Regions from separate parts of the Homo sapiens genome. Here region 1 is linked to region 2. A link is a loop called in an ENCODE intact Hi-C map of the cell type or tissue named here. Cell type or tissue: CD14-positive monocyte. All regions are shown on one strand. Each heading gives the region's core, and the rest is flanking DNA. Links, peaks and the distances in the headings are about the cores only.

Evidence for each region. Peaks named below come from ENCODE experiments on the same cell type or tissue, not always from the same donor. Only the 100,000 strongest peaks of a DNase experiment are listed, where the experiment ranks them.
Region 1: it touches region 2 in a loop (2.6-fold over the local background); 12 of 110 quality-filtered maps call a loop at or near these places.

Annotation. Positions count from the first base shown.
Region 1 is chr18:2,761,570-2,773,963 of GRCh38, forward strand. It overlaps SMCHD1 (structural maintenance of chromosomes flexible hinge domain containing 1), which reads left to right. Exons shown (of 48, transcript NM_015295.3): 36 at 536-667; 37 at 2,068-2,220; 38 at 8,125-8,251; 39 at 8,420-8,539; 40 at 9,964-10,049; 41 at 10,681-10,803. Among named protein-coding and RNA genes, the nearest start is that of EMILIN2, 79 kb to the right of the region's middle. In CD14-positive monocyte, for the core only: a CTCF peak has its summit at 4,910 (motif pointing right); no DNase peak of the experiment used is centred there.
Region 2 is chr18:2,686,976-2,699,369 of GRCh38, forward strand. SMCHD1 (structural maintenance of chromosomes flexible hinge domain containing 1) reads left to right here. Exons shown (of 48, transcript NM_015295.3): 6 at 1,419-1,533; 7 at 1,653-1,772; 8 at 7,552-7,718; 9 at 10,057-10,147; 10 at 10,856-11,066. Among named protein-coding and RNA genes, the nearest start is that of SMCHD1, 37 kb to the left of the region's middle. In CD14-positive monocyte, for the core only: no CTCF peak of the experiment used is centred there; no DNase peak of the experiment used is centred there; H3K27ac peaks cover 1,732 bases.

The DNA.
Region 1 (12,394 bases), core at 185-8,184, 71 kb after region 2:
AGTTTGGGAGGCCGAGGTGGGCAGATCACTTGAGGTCAAGAGTTCAAGACCAGCCTGGCCAATATGGTGAAACCCCTCCTCTACTAAAAATACAAAAATCATCTGGGCGTGGTGGGCGCACACCTGTAGTCCCAGCTATTCAGGAGGCTGAGGCAGGAGAATCGCTTGAACCCAGGAGGCGGAGGTTGCAGTGAGCAGAGATCACCCCTCTGCACTCCAGCCTGGGTGTCACAGTGAGACTCTGTCTCAAAAAAACAAAAAACTGTCGGTATACTAATTTTTTTGATTACCTATGTTTTTTAATACCTCTAAGTTTGTTCTTAGATGGCTGTAAACATCCAAAAATTAACCTGACCTAACTTTTTTATGCTGAATTTTAAAAGCAAATTGATTACTTTTAAAAGATTAATGGAAATAAATTTTAGAAGGTAACATTTAATTTTATTTAGTATGTGCCATTGTTATGTCTTCCCTTCCTCTTAAATGCTAAAGCATCAATATATTGTTAATCAGAATGTCTCTTTTGTTTTGTAAGGTTATAGTTGAAGTCCTGCCTAATCAACCTGTGAAGTTAGTACCTAAAATTAAACCACCTACACCAGCTGTTTCAAATGTTCGCTCAGTTGCCAGTAGGACCTTGGTCAGAGATCTACATCTTAGTATCACGGTAATGTTTATTTTCTTCCAAAACTGCGAAGGGTAACAAGAAAAATTATCTTTGATTTTAGGGTACAAAATTATTTGTATGGATTCTGTCAGTTACTCTGATTAAGGTTATAGGGAAAACTTGTGCAGATGAATTAAATATTTATAAATATCTTTGTATTTGAATACAAATAGAGAATATATAACATTATACATAAAATGAATTCAGAATAATAAGCAGAACTGACTCAAAATGCAGAAATCTCAATCTGCCTACCTTTTTTTTTTTTTTTTTTTGAGACAGGGTCTTGTTCTGTCACCCAGGCTGGAGTAGCATGGCACAATCATAGCTCACTGCAACCTCAAGCAGTCCTCCCACCTCAGCCTCCTGAGTAGCTGGGACCACAAGGTGCACAGCACCACACCTGGCTAGTTTTAAATTTTTTTTCTGTGGGGTTTTGCTGTGTTTTGCTGTGTTGCCCAGGCTGGTCTTGAAATCCTGACCTCATGTTATCCTCCTGCCTCAGCCTTCCAAAGTGCTGGGATTACAGCTGTGAACCACCACACCCAGCTGCTACCTTTTCTAATACATACCTTTACTCACCTGTTTAGTGTATCTATCACGAATGAGTGTGAACTATATTGACTCTTCAATGTCCGGTTCACTGAGGGGACTGAAGGACATAAGTATTTTTTTTAAAGAGATCTGTTCTGATGACTGCTCATAGTTAAGAAAGAAAATCAGAGCTCCTCCAAGGCTGCAGATTTCATGAAGCATAAGCAGCAACACAGCTGTCAAAAATATTAACAAAAACATGTAAAACACAGTAGTGGGACTGCACCTTCATGGAAAATTTGGTTGGTGGGATGCTTGTCTACTTTCAGTTTATTTTCCTGTTTTAGATGATGGGTTATTCTTCCCTAGACATCTCTTCTTTTCCCAAAACATCTTGTTGGGGTAAACGGTGCCATAGAATTACTCCAAGGGTCTTTGAATATCATATAAGCACCGAACATTGTGAGAAACACATATAGGCCTATTGGTTTTCAAATGTATACAGGTGCTGCTGGTGTTAATAAAATATTTAAAGTCACTACAAGTTTATAATAACTTATTAAGCACTTTTTCACATCTGTAGGTACTAAAAGTACATGAAAAGGTGATATTTTAAAATGGGAGTCCTTGTAATTTAGTAAGGTAGGAACTGTTGTATTGAAGTCTCTTGTTCTTTTATGGTTTCTGGAACTATTTCTTGCCTGTGGAACACTCAAACTTAGAACTGAATTTTGTGCTTAGACTAAGAAAGATCCAGATAATTTAATGTTGGGGGCTCTCTGTATTATTTCTGATTTGTACATGCTCTTCTCTGGGTTTAATCTTCTCATCAGTTTCTCTAATTGTTTTCCATTTTTTGTTTTAAGGATGACTACGACAACCATACTGGAATTGATTTGGTTGGCACTATAATAGCCACCATTAAAGGCTCTAATGAGGAAGATACTGATACCCCACTTTTTATTGGGAAAGTTAGAACACTTGAATTCCCCTTCGTGAATGGTTCGGCTGAAATCATGGTAAATTTTTTATATCTTTTGGTAGATAGAATTTCTGTATTTAATGCTTTTAACCACCATATTAAGACACCTTTTCTTTTGTATAGCTATGAAGATGTTCTAATCATAGCACTAAATTGGGAAGTCAGCTGAAATATTTTCTGTTTTTGCTATTACAAATTGAACCCAAGATCTTTATAAGTAAGACTCTCGTTTTTCCTATGGGATAACAGCTTTCTCTGATTCTAGTTGTTTTTAACTTTAGTGACAGTACGTGATGTTTTATGTTTCATTGAAAAGCTGCCGTTATGTGGATAGAAACAAAAAATGTAGCCCAGGTAAATTTTAATTAAACAACTTGTCTTTGTTACTCATTTTTTTCTAAAATGAAAATAGTTTTATTTGTATTTTAAAAATATACAGTGCAAGAACCTCCATAAATAATCAAGATATTGTCACCTGTCAGAGATAATAGATGCTTAGCAACTTAGTATTACCTTCCAGAGTTTCGGCATATACACTAATGCTGCCTGCATACCATGTGTGTATATGATTTATATACATGTTCGGAGGGTGTAAAATTTCATTAATAGAATTGTGCCTTTATAAAAATCTTTTCTTGTTCAACATCTCTAATATATTCTTAGTAAAAGTAAGCCTACATCATTGTATATTAATGACCACAGTTTATTTGATCAATCCTTAGTGAAAATTTAGTTCTTTTCTAAAGTTTGTTTTTATCAACAGTGCTTCCATTAGCTTTCTTCTATGTATAGTCAGCCCCCCATATCCGTGGGTTTCACATCTGTAGATTCAAAAATAATTAGGAAAAAAATTTCATCTGTACTGAATACATACATTTTTCTTGTCAGTATTCCATAAACAATACAACAACTATTTTCATAGCATTTTAGTAGTTATTACTAAGTAATCTAGGGATGATTCAAAGTATATGGAGTATGTGCATAGGCTGTATGCAAATACGACACCATTTTATATCAGGGATGTGAGTATGCATGGATTTGAGTATCTATGGGAGTCCTGGAACTAGTACCCCACAGATACCAAGGGATGACTATATATCCTTTTGCATATATTATTTCTTTAAGAAATTACTAGAAGCAGAATGCGTTAGAGATAGGATATGCATATTTTAAGCCTTTTGGTAGTTACTGCCAGTGCTCTTCAGTTTATATTCCTGCCAGAAGTATATGTCTATCTTACTCATATTAGCAACACTATATGTGTGAACACTTTTAAAAATTCTAACCAAGTATCTGATTAAAAATTTATTTTTGTCGAATATTTTTTGGTTTTAATCTTTCTAAGATTGTTTACCGACCATTTCTTTTAGAATTTTCATTTTTTTCTTAAAAATATTAGTGCTCTTTGGTATATAAGTACTTTTTCATGAGATGTTCTTTTGTTTTTAGAACTTGCCTTTGTTTATATTGGAGGGGCAGATCATATTCACAGTGCTATCTCTGATATCCTTAATTTCTTTAATTTTTGATATATCTGGATTTTATTGACCCTTTTTCAAATCCATTAATTTTCTTGATATCTTTTCAGTAATTCTAACAGTACTAATAGATATGAAATGTTACCTTTTCTTGTATTTTTGTTGTTGTTCATTTCTGTGTCTAACTCATTGCAGCATCACATTGTTTCAGTAAAATTAGGCTTATACGGTAGGAGCCTGCCAGCTGTACCTGGCCTGAAGACTTGTCAATTGGTCTGGCAGTGACTGACCAGTACAGCATTTTCATTGTAATTAGTTTCCAACATTTAAAGTTCTGGAATTTTTACATAAAAATCTGCATTTCTAATTTATTTGGTGAAATCTAAAGATCTGTCAACACTGGGTGAGGATTCTCTTAGCCAGCTGTATGTGCACCCTGAACAGTGACTGCTCCTGTCAGTGTGTCTGGTTTCCAGTCAGCCGCTTCCATGCCACTTCTTTTCATTTATTGACATTGAGGACATGTGTATTTACCACTTATATTCACACTTGTTCTTCCTTTTTTATTATAGTGGAGAATAAAGTAAGATTTTCTTGTGCTCTAACAAAAATTAGGTAATGAAAGCCACGTTGAAAAACAAAGGGGAGTGGGGAGACATACTTAACATGCAGAGTGGATTTGTGTTGGAAGAAGACATCTAGTCTTCTTTCTAAAGAAAGTTTTCTAAAGAAAACTTTACCTGTTTTCCTGTTTAGCTATGTCCAGTTTTCTTTTTTTTTGGAGACAGAGTCTCACTGTCTCACCCAGGCTGGAGTGCAGTGGCGCGATTGCCCCTCACTGCAAGCTCTGCCTCCCGGGTTCACGCCATTCTCCTGTCTCAGCCTCCCAAGTAGCTGGTACTACAGGCACCCACCACCACATCTAGCTAATTTTTTGTATTTTTAGTAGCGACGGGGTTTCACCGTGTTTGCCAGGATGGTCTCGATCTCCTGACCTTGTGATCCACCCGCCTCGGCCTCCCAAAGTGCTGGGATTACAGGCGTGAGCCGCCGTGCCCGGCCTGTCTCCAGTTTTCTTGGCCCCCTTATGGTCATTTGAAATTGCTAAACCTGCTGTATATACTCCTGAGATTCAGACAAGAGATTTAGCTATTCCCCAGCAGCTGTATATAAAAATCTCTTCACATCATGCATGTAAATTGTACTCTTACCACTAGAGGACCCTGATATCTCACTGAATCAATAGAAAACTCAAGTCCTTCTTGGCTCCTGCCTCACATATTGATTTAGTATGTCTGGAGCAGGGCTCTAGAATCTGATTTTTAAAAAGCAGGTGATTCTTATCATTAGGGAAGTTTAGGAAACACTGGTCTAGAGCACAACCAATGTTTGTAAATGTTCCACATTATTGCTTTGTTTAAAGTTACAATCTAAATTTGTAGTTGCTTAAGTTTGTTAATTGTGCTATTCAGATTCACTGTATTATTTGCCTACATGATCTGGACATTTCTGATGGCAGTGTCTAAGTTTCATTCTGATATGCATTTGTTTGTTTCTCATATGCCAAATTTCCGTTTATACTTGGATCCAGTTTGGGACTCTTCATTTCTGTTATTCTGTTTATCCTTTTTTCTTGGTAGGTATGCATCAGGGATTAAAAACTATAAAACTTTGAGATAGGAGATTCCTCTTCAAACAAGATAAAAAGGAAAAGATTATATTTAACTACATTAAAAGTTACACTTTCTGCGGGGCACAGTAGCTCATGCCTATAACCTTAACACTTTGGGAGGCCAAGGTAGGATTGCTGGAGCCCAGGATTTCAAGACCAGCTTGGGCAACATGGCAAAACCCCATCTCTACAAAAAATTTAAAAATTAGCCAAGCATGGTGACAACGCACCTATAGCCCCAGCTACTCAGGCAGCTGAGGTGGGAAGATAGCTTAAGCCTGAGAGGTTGAGACTGCAGTGAGCCATGATTATGCCACTGCATTCCAGCCTGGGTGACAGAGCAAGACCCTGTCTCAAAAAAAAAAAAAGGTTACACTTTATGTACGTAAGCATATCTTAAACAGAATTAAAAGAACAGTGACAATGTGTTGATAATTGTTGACACTGGATAATCAGGTTTATTATCTGATTCTGTAGTAGAAAAAAAAAGTTTTTAAGGTAGTAAATTAAGGAGAAATATTGATTTTGCTGTATGCAGTCATGTCATCACTTAATGACGGGCATATGTTCTAAGAAATACATCATCAGGTGATTTCATTGTTGTGCAAATATCGTAGAGTATACTTAAACCTAGGTGATATAGCCTACTATACACCTGGGCTATATATCACAACCTATTTCCTTTTTTTTTTTTTTTTTTTTTTTGAGACAGAGTCTTGCTCTGTCACCCAGGCTGGAGTGCTTTGGCGCACTCTTGGCTCAGTGCAACCTCCGCCTCCTGGGTTCAAACAATCCTCCCACCTCAGCCTCCCGAGTAGCTGGGACTACAGGCGCGTGCCCACCACACCCAGCTGATTTTTGTTTTTTCAGTAGAGACAGGGTTTCACCATGTTGGCCAGGTTTGTCTCGAACTCTGACCTCAGACGATCCACCCACCTCGGCCTCCCAAAGTGCTGGGATTGTAGGCATGAGCCACCACACCCAGCAGCATAACCTGTTTCTCCTAGGCTACAAACCTGTACAGTATGTGACTGTACTGAACACTGTAGGTAATTTTAACATAATAGTATCTGTGTATCTAAACATAGAAAAGGTATAGTAAAATACAGTATTATAATCTTTTGGGACCACCATTGTACATGTGGTCCTTTGTTAGTGAATTGTTATGTGGTGCATGACTGTATGTTAGATACATATAATTAAAGGACTGATATATTGAACAGATTTCTAAAACCTCCTAAGGAACTACTTGCAAATCAATTAAAAAAAAAAGACAAACCGGTAGAAAAATAAATGGGCAAAGAATATGAGCAGGCAATTAATGGAAAAGAAAATATAAATAACCTGTAAACATAAGAAGCATGATTTCAGTACCACTCAGGGAGATGTTAGTTAAAATAATAATGACTGGTTGCTTTTTAATTCCCCTTTTTAGAAAAAAATATGATTGATATTAAATGTTGGCCAGCATAAGGGGAATTGGGCACTCCCATATACTGCTGGTGAGAGGATAAATTGATACAGCTTCTTATAAGGGAAATTTGATACTTACCTTTTAAAATAAACTTATACTTCTCATTATTCATCCCAGAAAACACATTTGCAGAGAAACATTTGGAGATATATTTTTGCTATGTTATAGATAATTGTTTAAAAATTGTAAACATACTAAATATTTGCCACCCAATGAATGAGTAGTATAGTATAGTGTACTATATACTATACTACTAGTATATATAGTATACAGTATATAGTATAGTATATAGTGTACTATATACTATACTACTAGTATAGTACTATATACTATACTATACATAAATTTTAAATTGGCATCTATACATTCACATGAATTGATCAAATCGAGTGCTGAAAGCAAGTTGCTAAAGTATATGTTACTTATTTTTAAAATGCAAATAGTATTTTTTAAATACATGTTTGCATTTATGTAAGTCTGTTGAAAACCACATTCAGAAACTGATTGGCAGTTGGTTTAATGGTGGGCTTGTATTCTATATTCTTTGGGAAAAAGTCTGTGAGCTGTAATTTATAATTTTATTTCATGGATTGACCTACAGTGCCATATCGATTTAGATTTTTTAAAAATACTACTTCTCTGTAAATTGTATTGTTATAGTCTAAACAAAAACAGCTACTATCGTTTCCCTTAGAACTGTGTGAAAAAATCATTTCAGATAAAAATATATTTGTGTCATTTACTAGTTATATGTTTTGGTCTTAAAGTATATCAAAAGGTTTTTTATCCATTAATGAGAAAGACACAATTTAAAAAATCTTTAGAGCTTTTCAAAATCTCTTGTTCTGTCACCTGGGACTTTGATGGGTCTATTTCCATGTTAACAGCTGTAACTTAAACTCAGCATTGGGCTTTGTGATTGTTTTTATAACTTTCACACTATCAGCTCTTTCATGCTGCTTTCAATTTAGAGGTTAGAATCAAGAAGATTTTACAGGTCAAAATTTTAAGTGGCCATCTCTAATGTGAAGGAAATAACTTTTTCTTGAAATTTTTTATCATATATACTTTTCACATAAGCTGTTTATTGATACGATCATTTGGCTTTCAAACCAATACCAGAAGGTAAAAAGTTGTATGTCTTGGGTAGTGGTGGTGGTGATAATGGTTTAATGGAATCTTAAGGATCAGCCTATGCCTTTGGCCTTTAAAATTAACCACTTACTTGAAAACAGCATAATGAGTTATGTAACATTTATATGTTGTAAATTTTCTTTTTAAATCTTGTTTTCCCCTATTGTTTGTTTATATGTACAGAGTCTGGTGCTGGCAGAAAGTAGTCCTGGAAGGGATAGTACTGAATATTTTATTGTATTTGAGCCCCGGCTACCACTTTTATCAAGAACCTTAGAACCATATATCCTACCGTTCATGTTTTACAATGGTAAGTTTCTAGGAAATAAATGGTTAAACTCCGTTGTTAGTGATACTTTAGATAACCTTGTTTTGCTTTCCATTAACTTGGTGTTTATTAGCTATCTAACCACTTTATGACATATTTTAGAAAAGTCAGTTTTTAAATTATTTAAATTATCTCAATTTTTTTTCTTAGATGTTAAGAAGCAGCAACAAATGGCAGCACTTACAAAAGAAAAGGACCAATTATCTCAGTCTATTGTTATGTATAAAAGTTTATTTGAAGCCAGCCAACAGCTTCTTAATGAAATGAAATGTAAGTCATTTTGTATTCAAGACAAAAATTATGCTTTGGGGAATGATGAGGCAGGTGAGATCGTGATACACAAACAAGCTTCCACTTTCCTAAATTACAAGTAAAATACAGAATGTTTCAGAAAGGTGGTAATGATGGTTGATACTGTCATTGAGAATTCTTAAGATGAAGTATTTCTTATTTTAAATAAATTTGTATCCTGCTTAAAAGAAATCAACACGTTCTGTTAGGAATCTGGACCTGTGGAAAATTTAAGGCTTTCTACATAATAATAATGTTTATATTTAGCTCTAGCTTCTGGCAAAAGATACTGGATAATAATATCACCAAGGGAGTGATGTGTAATGTAATTTTTCATTTGGGTAATGAGCTGTTTGTATTTTACTTCAAACATCTGCAGTTTGTCATACTATGGAGGTATCTGGGGCAGCACACACTGATACTGAAATATGTAAATTATTCTTGAGTCAATTCACAGAAAGTTTGCTGCAGTTTTGTTTTGTTTAGTTTTGTTTTCTGTTTTTTGTTTTTTTTTGAGACACAGTCTCTGTCGCCCAGGCTGGAGTGCAGTGGCACGATCTCACTCACTGCACCCTCTGCCTCCCAAGTTCAAGTGATTCTCGTGCCTCAGCCTCCCAAGTAGCTAGGATTACAGGCACATGCCACCACGCCTGGCTGATTTTTGTATTTTTAGTAGAGACGGGGTTTCACCATGTTGGCCGGGCTGGTCTCGAACTTCTTACCTCAAGTGATCTGCCCACCTTGGCCCCCACAAAGTGCTAGGATTACAGGTGTTAGCCACCACACCCAGCCTACGTTTGCTGCAATTCTTAATAATGTTTCATATAATTGAAAGACAAGACATTTTCTGAGTTGTGCTCTATCATCTCTTCCCTTTTCATTTGTCATATTTTTTTGCTAAGGTTTTTGGCCTTGTGTTATTTTGATCAAGTTAACCAAGAAATATTTACCGCTTGCCTCAAAGTACTCACTTTTGTGTATGCCTGCACAAGATCAAGGATATTTAGAATATAATAGGAGCTAAATCTAGTAGTGAGATAATGTCATTTGTGTAGCACTAAAAATTGTTTTTATAAAGTCTTTGAGAACAGCCTTGTGCAATTATGTATAAATTATGTATACTCGTGGATTAAGATTAAGTAACTTATCCAAGATTACTAGGAGTTTGCAGTATATCATATCTCCCTTTAGTTGCATTAATTTTGTTTTCTCATTTTTGTATATCAGAATTGAGCCTTAAGATGTATAGTTTAATTTTGAATTTCTGAAATGGTCACCTATCAGTTTTCATTTTAGCAACAGACATTAAAAGGAAAAAACAAAAGGAACTTTAAAATATTTTTCAAAAACTATGATTTGGGGGCTATCAGAAATTGATGCAAATTTTTGGTTTTTTATTTTAGGTCAAGTTGAAGAAGCAAGATTAAAAGAGGCCCAATTGCGAAATGAACTAAAAATACATAATATTGACATTCCTACAACACAACAGGTACAGCTTCCAACTATACGTGAAAGATTTTTTATTAAAGTCTATTCTACAATTTTCTCAATTATTCAGTTTTTATTAGGAATTCTGAGTATTGTTGTTTTAGGGTACAAAGACGTGCATTATCGTCACTAGACATTAAAAATGACTAACAAAATGATAGAGTGCTCTATTCAAAGAAATTGCAATTTGTATTTTTAATGTAATGACACCAATAAATGCAATTAATAATACATCAGTTCAAGTACTGCATTGAAAAGGCTGCATAACCACTACACGTGATGGTAAACAAAATAAGAGAAAATAAAAAGCAATCTAGATTTTTAAAATTTATATTCTTTTATATGTGTAACTCAGTTTCAAGAGAAGTCCTATTATAGGTAGTGTATTTCTTGGCTAAGATTTTTTTAAATTCAGTGAAGTGGGAACTTTATATTACTATAACCATGGTTTTTAAAATTGTGTTTTCTTTGTGTGTGTGTGTATTTTCTGATAGTTTTTTTTTTAATAATGCCTACTTACCAACTTTATATTCTTTAGTTATCTAAATTGTTAATTTTTCTCCACTGTCATTATGGGCTGCCTGGTTCAAGAGTAATTGGTCTTGTAGTTAATTTTTCTTTATAAATTATAGGTGCCACACATTGAAGCACTTCTGAAAAGAAAGCTATCAGAACAAGAAGAACTGAAGAAAAAACCTAGAAGATCGTGTACTCTTCCAAACTATACTAAAGGCAGTGGAGATGTTTTGGGAAAGGTTTGTGTTTATTAAGCCTTTTGAAAGGCAGTACATTTTATTATCTTGTTTGTTTAAAACGGGTCTTCTAAAAGTGACAAAAAAGTGTCAGGTTCTTTGTAATTTACTTCTTTCCAATAAAGTACCTGCTCTCATTATTGCAATAGGGATTTGGCAGAGTTTAAAACTGAAATCTGTAATGTTACTATTGAGGGCTGTGGCAAAAGTTGTTAACATCTATTAGTTCAAGGCTTGTTGTTTACTTAGAGATGCTTTCATGTCATGCAGCTCTGTTTTTGGAGGGGGAGACAGTCTGTCACCCAGGCTGGAGTACGATGGTAAGACTGTGGCTCGCTGCTCCCTCCACCTGCTGGGCTCAAGTGATCCTTCTGCCTCAGCCCCCCAAGTAGCTGTGACTACAGGCATGTGCCACCATGCCCAGCTGAAACTGAGGTCAAGTAACTTGCTCAGAGTTGCACAGATAGCAAGTGGCAGAGCCAGGGGTGAAACCCCAAGTAGTCTGACTCTGGAGTCTTTGGTTATTGCCTTTGCATGTATATTCTACTTTTGTAACCACCATATGAACTATTATTTGTAGTATTTCTCATTTATACATAAAGAAATTGAAATTCAGGGAGCTCAAATAACTTGTTAAAATATAGTTAAAGGCAGAGCTTAGATGTGACTCAAGGTCTCTCTGACTCTAAAGTCTGTGATAGTTTTTTTATATGCCCTATAACTTCACAAATATACTGTCCACTGAAAATAGGGGGTAACGTGTAGCAATGTGTATGACCAAAACCGTGTTACGTTATTACCCAAACCTCAGATCCGCAAACTGAAAAATTGAATTTTAATTCAAGTTAAATATAAATTTATGTATTAGGAAACAAGTTGCTAATATACAATGTTTTAAAATATTATTCCAATTTTTAGAAAAAAGCAGTTCTTTGATCCTAAGCATATAAATATATGGCTTCCACATTTTAATAGTTCATCCAATACAAAATTCTTGGACAATATGTGAGATTTTTACCAACATATAAATTTTAGCAAGAGAAATGTATTTTAAAGTCTCCTTTTTAAATATTTCCCATTGCATGTCTTGAAAATCTGGGGGAAATCTTTGAAATTTCGTTTTACATAGTTTCTCTTTTGTCCCCTCAGAAATACAAACCCTACCCTAACCAGTAGGAGAAAACTTTACAGTCCCTCCATGTCATCCTTAGTCTTTTCCCTCGCTTCCTTAAAAAATACTCTTCCTGGCATTTATTATAAAACTAGAATAGTCCGGGCGCGTTGGCTCACACCTGTAATCCCAACATTTTGGGAGGCCAAGACAGGCGCATTACCTGAGGTCAGGAGTTTGAGACCAGCCTGGCCAACCTGGTGAAACCCCGTCTCTAATAAAACATACAAAAAATAGCCAGACATGGTGGCATGTGCCTGTAATCACAGCTACTCAGGAGGCTGAGGCAGAAGAATTGTTTGAACCTGGGAAGCGGAGGTTGCAGTGAGCCGAGATCATGCCACTGCACTCCAGCCTGAGTGACAGAGCGAGACTCTGTCTCAAAAAAATAAAAAAACCCTAGAATAAATAATCGTAGAAATA
Region 2 (12,394 bases), core at 3,913-11,912:
TTTCTTTTTAATATTTTAGACTTTATATCTTCTCTGATCTTCTTTGAAGTTTTAACATGCATATTTAACTTTAGATTTCAGGATTTAAAATATTTTCCTTCCCCCAACTTAAGGACTTCATTAGCTTTGGTCACTCCCTTCCTGAAATGACACTTTTGTTATTGAAGGTATTTAAAGTGTGACTTTTTAGAAATTCAACAATATGCACACACCAGTTTTTCACCACACCAGTAAATGTCTCATATGTAGTCCTTAAAAAAATTACTTTTGTATGTGTTGTATTATGGTGACCTCTTGTATGTTAGATTGTGCTTGTAGGAACATTTCTTTAGAACAAGTCTTCTGGTGGTAAATTACTTTGGTTTTTATCTATAAATTGTTTATTTTTCTCTAGTTGACAATTTTAGGTTAACAGATTTTTTTCAGGCACTATAGAGATAATATTCCTCTCTGTCTTTTACTGTTGCTGTCAAAGCCTGCTCATCTGTTTTGTCCTGTCTTATCTCTTAGTCTATTTTCTAGTTCTTCTGTTTGGTTTTTGGTGTTTACAGTGATGTTGATTTCTTTTTATGTATCTTGTTTGGGCTCTTTTGGTTTTCCTGGATCTGTGAAGCCATGTCTTTTATTGGTTCAAGAATATTTACAGCTATTTTCCATTCTCTGTCCCTTCTCTTTCTAGAGCTGCATTTAATCTTGTGCCAGATATTTTCCTTTGGTCATTTATGTCTTTTAACGCCACTTTGATATTTTCAGTTTTCTTTTCTTTCTTTGTTTCCTGTGGTTACGTTCTTTGCATCTTTCTGTTCTCTAATTCTCTCCAGCTATGTCACACCTGCTCTTTAATCTTTCCATTGAGTTTAATAGTGGTTCCAGCCTCACCTTCATTCTGTTTATTTCTGATAATGGGGGATGATGTCCCCGGAGACTTTGCCTACATTTTGAAAGACCAGTGATGCCTCTTCTTCAGAATATTGTTATGGTGCACTGTTCCCTCAGAGCTCTTCATTTATCATGATATATGGAAGTGAGACTCTCCTTTGCTCTAATTACCATTATTCTTCAGACAATATTTTAGCAAGTTTTGAAGTAGCAAACAGTTTTGAAGGAAAGTTTTAGAGGCATGAGGATAATAAAAATACTTATTTAGTCCTGTTTGCTGAGAGATTTTCTGATTTAGTAGGATTGAGCCCAAGAGTTTGCATTTCTTAAAAGTTTTCAGCTAAAGCTGATGCATCTGGCCTGGGGACTACACTTTGAGATGCACTGGAGTAGATGTCTTGACACTGATTATTTCACCTTTCAGTTAGGGGTGTTTGCAGGCGTGATCATTTTATTAACACTGAATACAAGTGCAATGAAAGTTTCTTTTGACACTTAACTAGCTTGTTTAAAATCACTGCATTAATGTTTTATTTTAGTGATCATTCAGGATATGTTCGTCCAGTACCAGTGCCACGCAGTTTAAATAGTGATATTTCCTATTTTGGTGTTGGGGGCAAGCAAGCTGTCTTCTTTGTTGGACAATCAGCCAGAGTAAGTAAAAAGATTTCTTATAAATGAAAGTTGATCAAAATATTTTGAAGTTGACTCTGTCTAAATGCATTAACCAGTTTATTAGGAATTTAAAAAGTACTCTTTTTAATATTTAACAGATGATAAGCAAACCTGCAGATTCCCAAGATGTTCACGAGCTTGTGCTTTCTAAAGAAGATTTTGAGAAGAAGGAGAAAAATAAAGAGGCAATATATAGTGGATATATTAGAAACAGAAAGGTACAATACATTTTAACTCATAATTATAAATTTACTCCTTTGGATAGACGGTGGGACAGAACTTAACTTGAAAGTATGAAATTTTCAAAATGAGTTACCCTTTCCTTTAGTCATAATAACAAAAATGGGCTTTCTCAAGCCAAAAATCTTCAGACAAGTTGTCTCATAAAGCTTACTAAGCTTTCTGTAAATTGCTTGTAGGATTGTAAGCTTTTTTCCCTGGTCTGAATTTGGGTTTTAAAATCTTTGTTGTATAATAAAATTATAGAGTAGAAAAACAGTAACAGGGTAATGGACTTTCAGGAAATTGGACCTCTAGAGAAATAAATGAGAGATTGCTCTTACAAGTTTGCATTGAAATTCTTGTGTTCATAAGACAAAATGTTAACAAATTTGAATCTTGGTGGCAAGTAAATGGTATATTTATTGTATATTCCTTCAACTCTTCTTTGTTTGAAACATGATTTTTTTTCTTTTTTTTTTTTTTTGAGATGGAGTCTCACTCTGTCTCCTGGGCTGGAGTGCAGTGGCGCAACCTCAGCTCGCTGCAACCTCCACCTCCCAGGTTCAAGATATTCTCCTGCCTCAGCCTCTCGAGTAGCTGGGATTACAGGTGCCTGCCACCATGCCCTGCTAATTTTTTTTGTAGTTTTGGTAGAGACAGTGTTTCACCATGTTGGCCAGGCTGGTTTTGAACTCCTGACCTCAAGTGATCCGCCTGCCTCAACCTCCCAAAGTGCTAGGATTACAGACGTGAGCCACCGCGCCCAGCCTGAAACATGATTTTTAATCTAAAATCTTTAATATATAAGTTAGTTTACTTACTATTTTAAGAGATGGGGTCTCACTCTGTCCCTCTGGACTAGAGTGTAGTGGTGCTATCACAGTTCACAGCAGCCTCGAACTCCTGGACTCAGGCAGTCTTCCAACCTTGGCCTCCCAAAGTGTTGGGATTACGGGAAAATATTTATTTTAAAGTGATTTTGGGCTGGGCATGGTGGCTCAGTCCTGTAATACCAGTACTTTGGGAAGCTGAGGTGGGAGGATTGCTTGAACTCAGGAGTTTAAGACCAGCCTCTGTAACATAGGAGACCTTGTCTCTACTAAAAAAAAAAAAAAAAAAAAAAAAAGCCGGGTGTGGTGGTGTGCGCCTGTAGTCCCAGCAGCTCAGCAGGCTGAGGTGGGAGGATCACTTGAGCCCAGCTGCAAGTGAGCTATGATCATGCCACTACATTCCAATTTGGGCGATAGAGCAAGACTGTCTCAAAAACAATAAAAAATTTTTAAAAGGTAATTTTGAACTTTTAAAAATTTGGCTTTCTGATTCTAAAACAACTTGTAGGAAACTTTATAGAAAAGCCTAAGGAAGATAAAAATACTCCCAAGTCCTAGAGAAGCCTACTGAAACATTTTGGTGAATTTCCTTCTAATTCAGCTTTTTAAAATATATACTTAATAGTTTTGATCCCACATTTAAAAAATTAACATGTTGAGTATTTCCCCATTATAAAATATTTTGATACACAATGGTTTTTAGTAGCTTTATAACATTTCCTTCAATGAATGTAACATAATTTCATGATTCTGTTGAGCATTTGGCTTATTTAAAGGATTTTACAGTAATTGTAAAGACATTGCGATGAGTATCTTTGCATAACATCTTACCTGAATTACAGATTTTTTTCTTAGGTTAGATTGTTATAATTTTAATAGCTGTGGTAATGAATTTGAACTTTTTTTTTGAGACAGAGTCTCACTCTCTTGCCCAGGCTGGAGTGCAGTGGCATGATCTCAGCTCACTGCAACCTCTGCCTCCCTGGTTGAAGCAATTCCCCTGCTTCAGCCTCCTGAGTAGCTGGGATTACAGGCACATGCCACCACACCTGGCTAATTTTTTTCTTTTTTTTTTTTTTTTTAGTGGAGATGGAGTTTCACCATGTTGGCCAGACTGGTCTCAAACTCCTGACCTCAGGCAGTCCGCCCACCTCGGCCTCCCAAAGTGCTAGGATTACAGGTGTGAGCCACCACGCCCAGCCTGAATTTGAACTTTTTAAATGTTCATGGCATGTATTTCAAAACTGCTTGTCAGAAAGGTTAAACCCAAAGTCACATACACTTCCAACAACTGTATGGAAGCACATTTCTGATCATTTATTTTTCAAAAGAATGAGAAGGGGAGAGGGCAGCAAAATGTTGGCCATTTGATAATTGAAAAAAAAAAAAAAAACCTTTTCTTTCATTAGTTGATGGGTTGGATTTTTTTTTTCCATTTTATTATCCACTTTTATTTTCTCGATAACTTAATATACCCTTTGTGCAGGACATTACTTTCTTTTCTTTGTTTCATTTACTTAACAAATTGCATATTTTGATATTTTTACATAACAGTATTCCATCTTGTCTTAACCACCACAGAGCCCTATAAAATATAATGGTGGAAATATTACTTGCCATGATAAAACTGGTGAAAAATAGGAATTGAGAATTTAGGTGGTTTTCAAAACTGTGTGCATATTACAAAGCTTGTATACAACTGTGTCTCTTGGAGCACCATTTTTCTGCCAGCCTTTTCTGTGTTTTGTGCTTAGTTCTTCCCAACAAACATTTCTTGGGTACCAACAAGTACCTGGTCTGTTTCCTTTTCTGACTAGTCTTTTCCAGCCTATTTTTGTTGGACTTCTATCTCTGATCTGTGAGCAGTTTTCAGAATGTGGGTGGAATTGGTGGTTCTTGTTCTATAGTCAACAGTCTTACCTTTTCTAAAGATGTGTTATTTGCTACTTATGTCAAAAGCTCTCAAATCTGTGTTTCGTGTGAAAACTTTTCTCAATACTGAGACACTGAATCATGCTAGCTTCAGTAAAGGAAACAGACCATCCTGGGCCTTTTAACAGAAAATATTTAATAGAGGGAATTAGATGCTTACCTGATTATTGGAAGGGCCAAAGGAATGAATTATGGGCTAAGCCTTCTAGAATGATGCCAGGAATCTGAAGTTATCCTGGAGGGATGCTGCAACATTTGCTATAATCATTCAGTTAGAGGACCACCACTGGGTCTGGGATTCAGGAACTCGCTGCTGTATCTGTGATCCACGAGTTGGAATGATCTCACTGCCACAATTGCTCCAAAACTGGAAAACAGAGTTTCTGGCCATAACTAGGGCTGCAGTGGCCTTTTGACACTTTAAACCTGAAACCTGGTTACTGATCTTTCAGTGCCTTGTGTGATAACACAAAACTTTTAAAAAACTTCAGGAAATAGCCTCTGCTTCATTTTTGGCATCCACATTTTGGCTGGTACATCTAATTGGTGAAAACTAATTTGCATCCACAATCCAAACAGTATTTTTTTGCCTTCCAACCTCTGCAGCCCAAGAGAGTACAGTAAAAGGTGGTAGGAATGGGTGATGAATACCAACTGATCATATCCAGTACACTCATTTCCAGGTTCAATTAGATGTTCTTTCTTAGGTGTTCGAGGAGTAACTCACTTTTGGTACCTTTGAAGTCAAATATTGGCTGGGCACAGTGGCTCATGCCTGTAATCCTAGCAGTTTGGGAGGCTGCGGAGGGAGAATCTCTTGAGCCCAGGAGTTCAAGACCAGCTGGGCAACATTGAGAGACCATGTCTCTTAAAAGAAAGAGATCAAATATTATCCGTAAACCTTTCTTATTCTCTCCTTCTCCTGTCTTCCTCTCAACTACCCTTTACAATTACTGGCATCCACTAGCCATGCAGTTAAAGTTGGTAATCCTTTTTGTTAATCATTCAGCACATTTAATTTTGTCTTTTATATTATTTTCTTTCATCTATCCTCTCTTCCACCCACTTTCCACTGCTCTAATTCAGCCATCCCGCTTCATCTTTTATCATGTTTATCGTATGTCCTAAAACTACCTTGTTTCCTTTATGCTCTTGAATTCATGTTCTCATTTGTCTGGAATGTTATTATTCAGTCATCTGCTGGGTGACTGTCACCCTCGTTTTACCTCTGTAGCTCTTGGTTCATATCTTCATACATAATAGCATATTGTTTTGTAATCATTTGTTTTTTCATCTCCTACCAGATGGAATTTGTAGAGCACAAAGGCACTGTCTTATTTATCTTGAACCTATCTTTCTCAGGCCCAAGTTGAGGCATAGGACTTACAGAAGATGCTTGATAAATATTTGGATAATGAATTTGCATCGTTAGTAAATTCAGACTAATCTCCTGACTCAAAGTATATGAAATGTTACTTGTATATATTGTAGCTGTGATATTAGCAATTAGTGTATAGAGATGCATTATAATGGTTTTGAAGGGGTATGGTCTTAAGGATTTATTGTTTTTTAAATCAGAAATTTTAGAATTTGATAGACAAATTCTGAAAGAGCTGTAACACTTTTTAATTAAGCAAGTAATCATACATACTTATTTTTAAAAATCAACTTGATTTCCTAGATAGAATAGTTTAGTCTGTTTTTATTTCCACAGTTTTATAATGTATATAGCAACATACACAGTAGATATAGTCTCCTATCACTTAAGGACAGGGATGCATTCTGAGAAATGTGTCATTAGGTTATTTTGTTGCTATGTGAACATCATAGAGTGTACTTATACAAACTTAGATGGCATAGCCTGCTACACACCTAGGCTATATGGTATAGGGTACTGCTCCTAGTCTACAAATTTGTACAGCTTGTTACCCCAGGCAGTTGTAACAGAATGGTAAATATTTGTGTAGCTAAACATAGAAAAGGTACACTAATTTTACAATACTGTATCATCTTATGGGACCACTGCAGTCAATTGTTGACAAAAATGTTATGTGACATATGACTGTATATGAATACACACACAAACGCGCATGCGTGCATACCATGTTTTTTGTTTGTTTGTTTGTTTGTTTGTTTGTTTTTTGAGACATGCTTGTTGCCCAGGCTGGAGTGCAGTGGCGCGATCTTGGCTCACTGCAACCTCAGCCTCCCGGGCTCAAGCGATTCTCCTGCCTCAGCCTCCCTAGTAGCTGGGTTTATAGGCGTGTACCACCACGCCTGGCTACTTTTGTATTTTAAGTAGAGATGGGGTTTCGGCTTGTTGGCCAGGCTGATCTTAAACTCCTGACCTCAGGTGATCTGCCCGCCTCAACCTCCCAAAGTGCTGGGATTACGGGAGTGAGCTACCACGCCCGGCCTGCAATTTTTTAAAACATAGATTCATACTACAGATGGAGAAGTTTGTAATTTTATCCTCAAATTCCCCTACTAACTCCCTTCCATAAGTTTTAGATATTCTCTGAAAGTGGGTTGGTGTCCAGGATGATTTTACTTTTAAGCACTATGTGTTTGGGCTTAGCTAGCTGGGTCCAGCCTGCCCTGTAGTTTTCTTGAACATGGAGGGCTGGGCATTGGTCCTGACCAAGTTAAGTGGTAGGTCTCCCAAGCAAGCGTTCATTCTACCCTAGGGGTAAGTGTCCTCAATTTTTTAAGGCATTTTAAAACTCAGTATTTGTCTTTACCTTTTCGTTTATGATTCTAAAATCGGTTTAGCATTATAAGATAGGGTGCTCTTTATGCATGCTAGTTTAGCAGTCTGTGTGAAAGTTCCCTTGTCTTCACAGTGTTGTCACATACTCAGCCAGTTTGTTGTATTGGGCCAGTTTCCTCCAAAGCTTTTCTGAAACCTATTTGTGAAACTCCAAGTAAATCACATTAAAATTTGATGCAATAGCTATTTGTATAATTATAATTTAGATGATTTAATCTGTTGTATTTCTGTTCACTCTTGTAGCCCTCTGATTCTGTTCACATTACAAATGATGATGAAAGATTTCTACATCATCTTATCATAGAGGAGAAGGAAAAAGATAGCTTTACTGCTGTGGTTATCACAGGGGTACAACCAGAACACATACAGTACTTGAAAAATTATTTCCACCTTTGGACACGACAGTTAGCGTAAGTAATTATATTTGGCTTAGGAAATGTTGCTACTTAACTTTTTTAAGGCAGAAAACATTACAGATATATTGAAGCCTCTTTGGTATCCGTTTTGCTCCTGTCTCATTTTCTTCCCTTTAGTATTATCCAGTACTCTGATATTGGTGTTAAAACAGCTCTCTATTCATTTATTCTGTAAATATTTATAGATCACCTCTAGTGTACTGAGCATTATTTGAGGCACAGGATTTTGACAATATTATAAAATTAAAAAAGAACTTCACAGTTTGTCAGATTGAGCACTATATCACTTCCATGACCCCGTTTTGTGCTTCTTTTCCATAGGACCTGTCGTAATCTTCCATACCATATATATTTATTTTTGTTGTTAAATTCACTGCTGTATCTCCAATGTCTTCTAGAAGAATACTTGCTACATGGTAGATGCTCAAATGTTTATCAAGTGAATGAATGCATCAAGCCTATTAAAATAAAAAATATACGTACATATGTGCCTATATGACATTAGTACTGAAAATAATCATTGTGTTTTTATTCCAGTAACACTTGTAGGGACTCTATATTCCATTAGACCAAATCAGAGGAATAGTTATTTAATGGCTCTAAAAAAAAATTTTTTTTTTTTTTTTTGAGACGGAGTTTCACTCTTGTTGCCCAGGCTGGAGTGCAATGGCGCACTCTTGGCTCACTGCAACCACCACCTCCTGGGTTCAAGTGATTCTCCTGCCTCAGCCTCCCGAGTAGCTGGGATTACAGGCGCGTGCCACCACACTCAACTAATTTTTGTATTTTTAGTAGAGACAGGTTTTTGCCGTGTTGGCCAGGCTGGTCTTGAACTCCTGACCTCAGGTGATCCACCCACCTCAGCCTCCCAAAGTACTGGGATTACAGGCGTGAGCCATCGCGCCCGGCCTAAAATTTTTTTTTTATAGCTATGTGATACATACGATTTACTGTATTGTTTCCCTAATTTGCATTAGTATGAATTACTGAGACTTGCAAAATGGGTACATCTGCTCAAAATTCATATTTTAAAAATGTATCTTTTTACATTTACCCAAAAGGCTATTGTTCTTGAGAGTCTCAATTTTATACGTAATTATACGCTAAGAGAATTTTAAAATTTTTTTATGGGAAAATAAATTTGGTTTTAGGAATACCTTTTTTCTTGTTGAAGTTGTTTATTATCCCTGTTACCCAAGGTATTTAAGTAGGACTTTGCAGTTTTCTTCAAGTACATATTTTATTAGCTATTTTATAGTTTATTGAAGGAACTCAGTGTACATTAACACATAATTTAAATATACTCTTGCTCTAATGAAGGATTATGAAGAAATATTGCAAATTTCTATTTCACGAATAAAGACGTGGTATTTTATAATCCTGAACAATGTTACCAAAATATAATCTTTTTTAACCTTTTCTGAAAAAATAAAGAGGTGTTATTTCCAAAATGTTGGTTTTCAGTGAGATGGTGTCAAACTTACTAGTTTTGTTTTTGGAATCTTAGGGTAAGATTGTCTCAGTGCTATAGGAGAGGAGAGATGAATGTTCTAGAACAGGGGTCCCCAACGCCCCGGTCGTGAACTGGTACCCATCTGTGGCCTTTTAGGAACCCGGCCCCACAGTGAGTGGTGGGCCCGAGTGAGCATTACCACCTGGCTCCGCCTCCTGTCAGATCACTGGCAGCACTAGATTTCTCATAGGAGCACGAACCCTAATGTGAACTGTGCATGTGAGATATTGCGTGCTCCTTATGAGACTCTAGTGCTTGTCGATCTGAGGTGGAACATTTTCATCCCAAATCACCCCCCTTCAACTCCCATCTCTGGAAAAATTGTCTTCCATGAAACTGGTTTTGGTGCCAAAAAGGTTGGGGACTGCTGTTCTGGAATGGTATTCTCTTATTGAGATTAGATACCTAATCCAGTTTACCACCGATAATTGAGTCCTTTCTGGAACGTACCTGGTAAGTAGAATTATAGACTCTTGCTGTCTAGTTTATATTTATTTGATGAATTATTCCTCTTGGAAGTGGTGTATGTGGTCTTTGAAGTTGGAAAGGTCTGGGTTGAAGCCCACGGCTCCCTAACTCTATTCTGTGATGTCAGATAACTTACATACACTTCTTGCACCCCAGGTTCTATATCTGTAAAATGAGATGCAGTAATACCTGCATCTCAATTGTTTTTACCATTAAATGGAATATGTATTTTAAAATGCTTAATAAAGTGCTTGATACCTAGTAAATAGTGTTAAAATATTTTGATAGAAGATTACATTAACTATAATTTTATGTGAATTAAAAGTATAAAATTATTCTTCTCTATTTTAGGCATATTTATCACTACTATATTCATGGCCCAAAAGGAAATGAAATACGAACATCAAAAGAAGTTGAACCTTTCAACAATATTGATATTGAAGTAAGAGAAAAATCCATCTTAAAATAATAAAAATTATGAGATATTTGTTCCAGTTCCAAATGACTCAGGATAATAAAAAACACTTGATAATTAGACAACTTCTCTCTCCTTGTTTTTTACCAAACTACTTTCATTGTTTGATATCCAACTAAAGAGATTATTCCTAGATGTATTTTTCTCAAACCTTTATTTACTGTAGGCTTGGTTTATCTTTTTTTGTCTCTCTTCTGTGGAGCTATGCATTGTTACTGAACATCAATCATCTCTTGAAGCATGGAGGAAAAGGGAGATAATGTAGCTTTCCTTTTGTTTGTAGAAGTTATATCGTGGTGACAAGGTTTAGCAGCACAGAGCATTTGAGTATTGGATTCTCAATCCTCTAACCCACACGTTAGAATTTCACATACGATGTTGTCCCACTTCCTACCTCTAGCAAGAAACCTCGAATTAAATGTACTCATGACTTTTCTGTCCTTCAGCTCTGATTTGCTGTTTCTTTGCTTACTTTATATTTTTTAGTAGTATGTTCCTTATTGAGATGCTACTTAAAGCTGTTTAACTCATATGTAAATATATGTATTTCATTAAGCCAGATTGTTACTTGTACAAATAAACATAATTTTTACTTATTCTGTTGTTGAATCATAGCTGAGAACAAAAGTAAAGTTACCATAGAATTTAATTATTTTTGTTTCCTTTTTATTTTAGATTTCTATGTTTGAAAAAGGGAAGGTACCTAAGATTGTCAACCTAAGGGAAATACAAGACGACATGCAGACGTTGTATGTAAACACAGCAGCTGATAGTTTTGAATTCAAAGCTCATGTTGAAGGAGATGGTGTAGTGGAAGGGATTATCCGTTATCATCCATTCTTATATGATAGAGAAACTTACCCTGATGATCCATGCTTTCCATCAAGTATGTTAATCTGTTATCTTAGTTATAAAATATGAAGTTGTAATTTAGGACAGTGATTTGTTTTTCTAAATGATTATCGGTTGGGTTATTCAGGTTAGATAAATATTAAATTTTTTCTTATGCAAGTCTTAGATTGTTAGGTATTTGTAATTTTTGTAATTCCTGATTTTTGTGTACATTCATTTCTAGATGAATAAATCTTTAATGAACTCTTCTTTTAGTTCTGTTACGAAACCAAACTTTTAGATATGTATGCGTATTAATCCTTTATATGTTCCCTTGTCTTCTCTTTATCCTTGTTGCAGTTTTACACTTTATGCAGTCATATTTACTAACTTTTTCTTTATGCTTTCTGATTTTGTCTTACTGTAGAAAGGCTTTTTACATCTCAAAATTATATAAATCTGTAGCTTTTTTGTTTTTGTTGTCATTTTATGGTCAATGCATCTGTGTTTTTCTTTTTTGTATGTAGAGCAAGGTGGGGTTTTATTTATTTATTTAAATTTTTGAGTGATGGGGTCTTGCCGTGTTGCCCAGGCTGGTCTTAAGATCCTGGCCTGAAACAATCCTCCTGCCTTGGCCTCCCAAAGTACTAGGATTACAGGTGTGAGCCACCACACCTGGCCCCCACCTTTTTTTCCCCCCCCAGTAGAGAGATAGGGATTTAACAATTATTTTCTATGTGGTATTCATATTCAGTTTCTTAGCACCAGTTATTGAATGTTATAATTTACCCAAGAGTTAGAACTTGTATAATACAAAGTTCCCATAAGTACATAGGTCTAGATTCTTTACTATAAAGTACTATTTTATTTTTTTTTAATATGAGTAATGATACTGTCTTGTAGCTTTATCTTGTAATTTGGTATCTTTGGGAAAAAACATTTTCACTATTGTTCCTTTTTGAGAATACTTTTGCTCTTCTAGATAATTTTGGAATCAGCTTTGTACATTCACTTGAAGTAATTCTAGTGAGATTATTGGGATTGCATTGAATTTATAGGTTAACAATATTAAACTTTTTCATTCAGAATACTTCCTTAGTACATTCTTGGTTTTCTAGGGCCTGCAACCAGAGATCCTGATTCGAATCCCATCTTTGCCACTTTCTGTTGGACAAACTACTCCCTGCCTTAGTTTCCTTACCTGGGAAATGGGTAGTTCACACCTCATAGGGGTGTTGTGAAGATCAAATTTAAAAACTGGGGCAACTTCTCAGAATAGTGCTCAACACTATTTATTAAGTGCTCCTGCCCAGTACATATTGTTACTCAGTGGCTCCACTGGCCTTTTTGGTTTTGTTTTTTATTTTTTGGAGACAAAAGTCT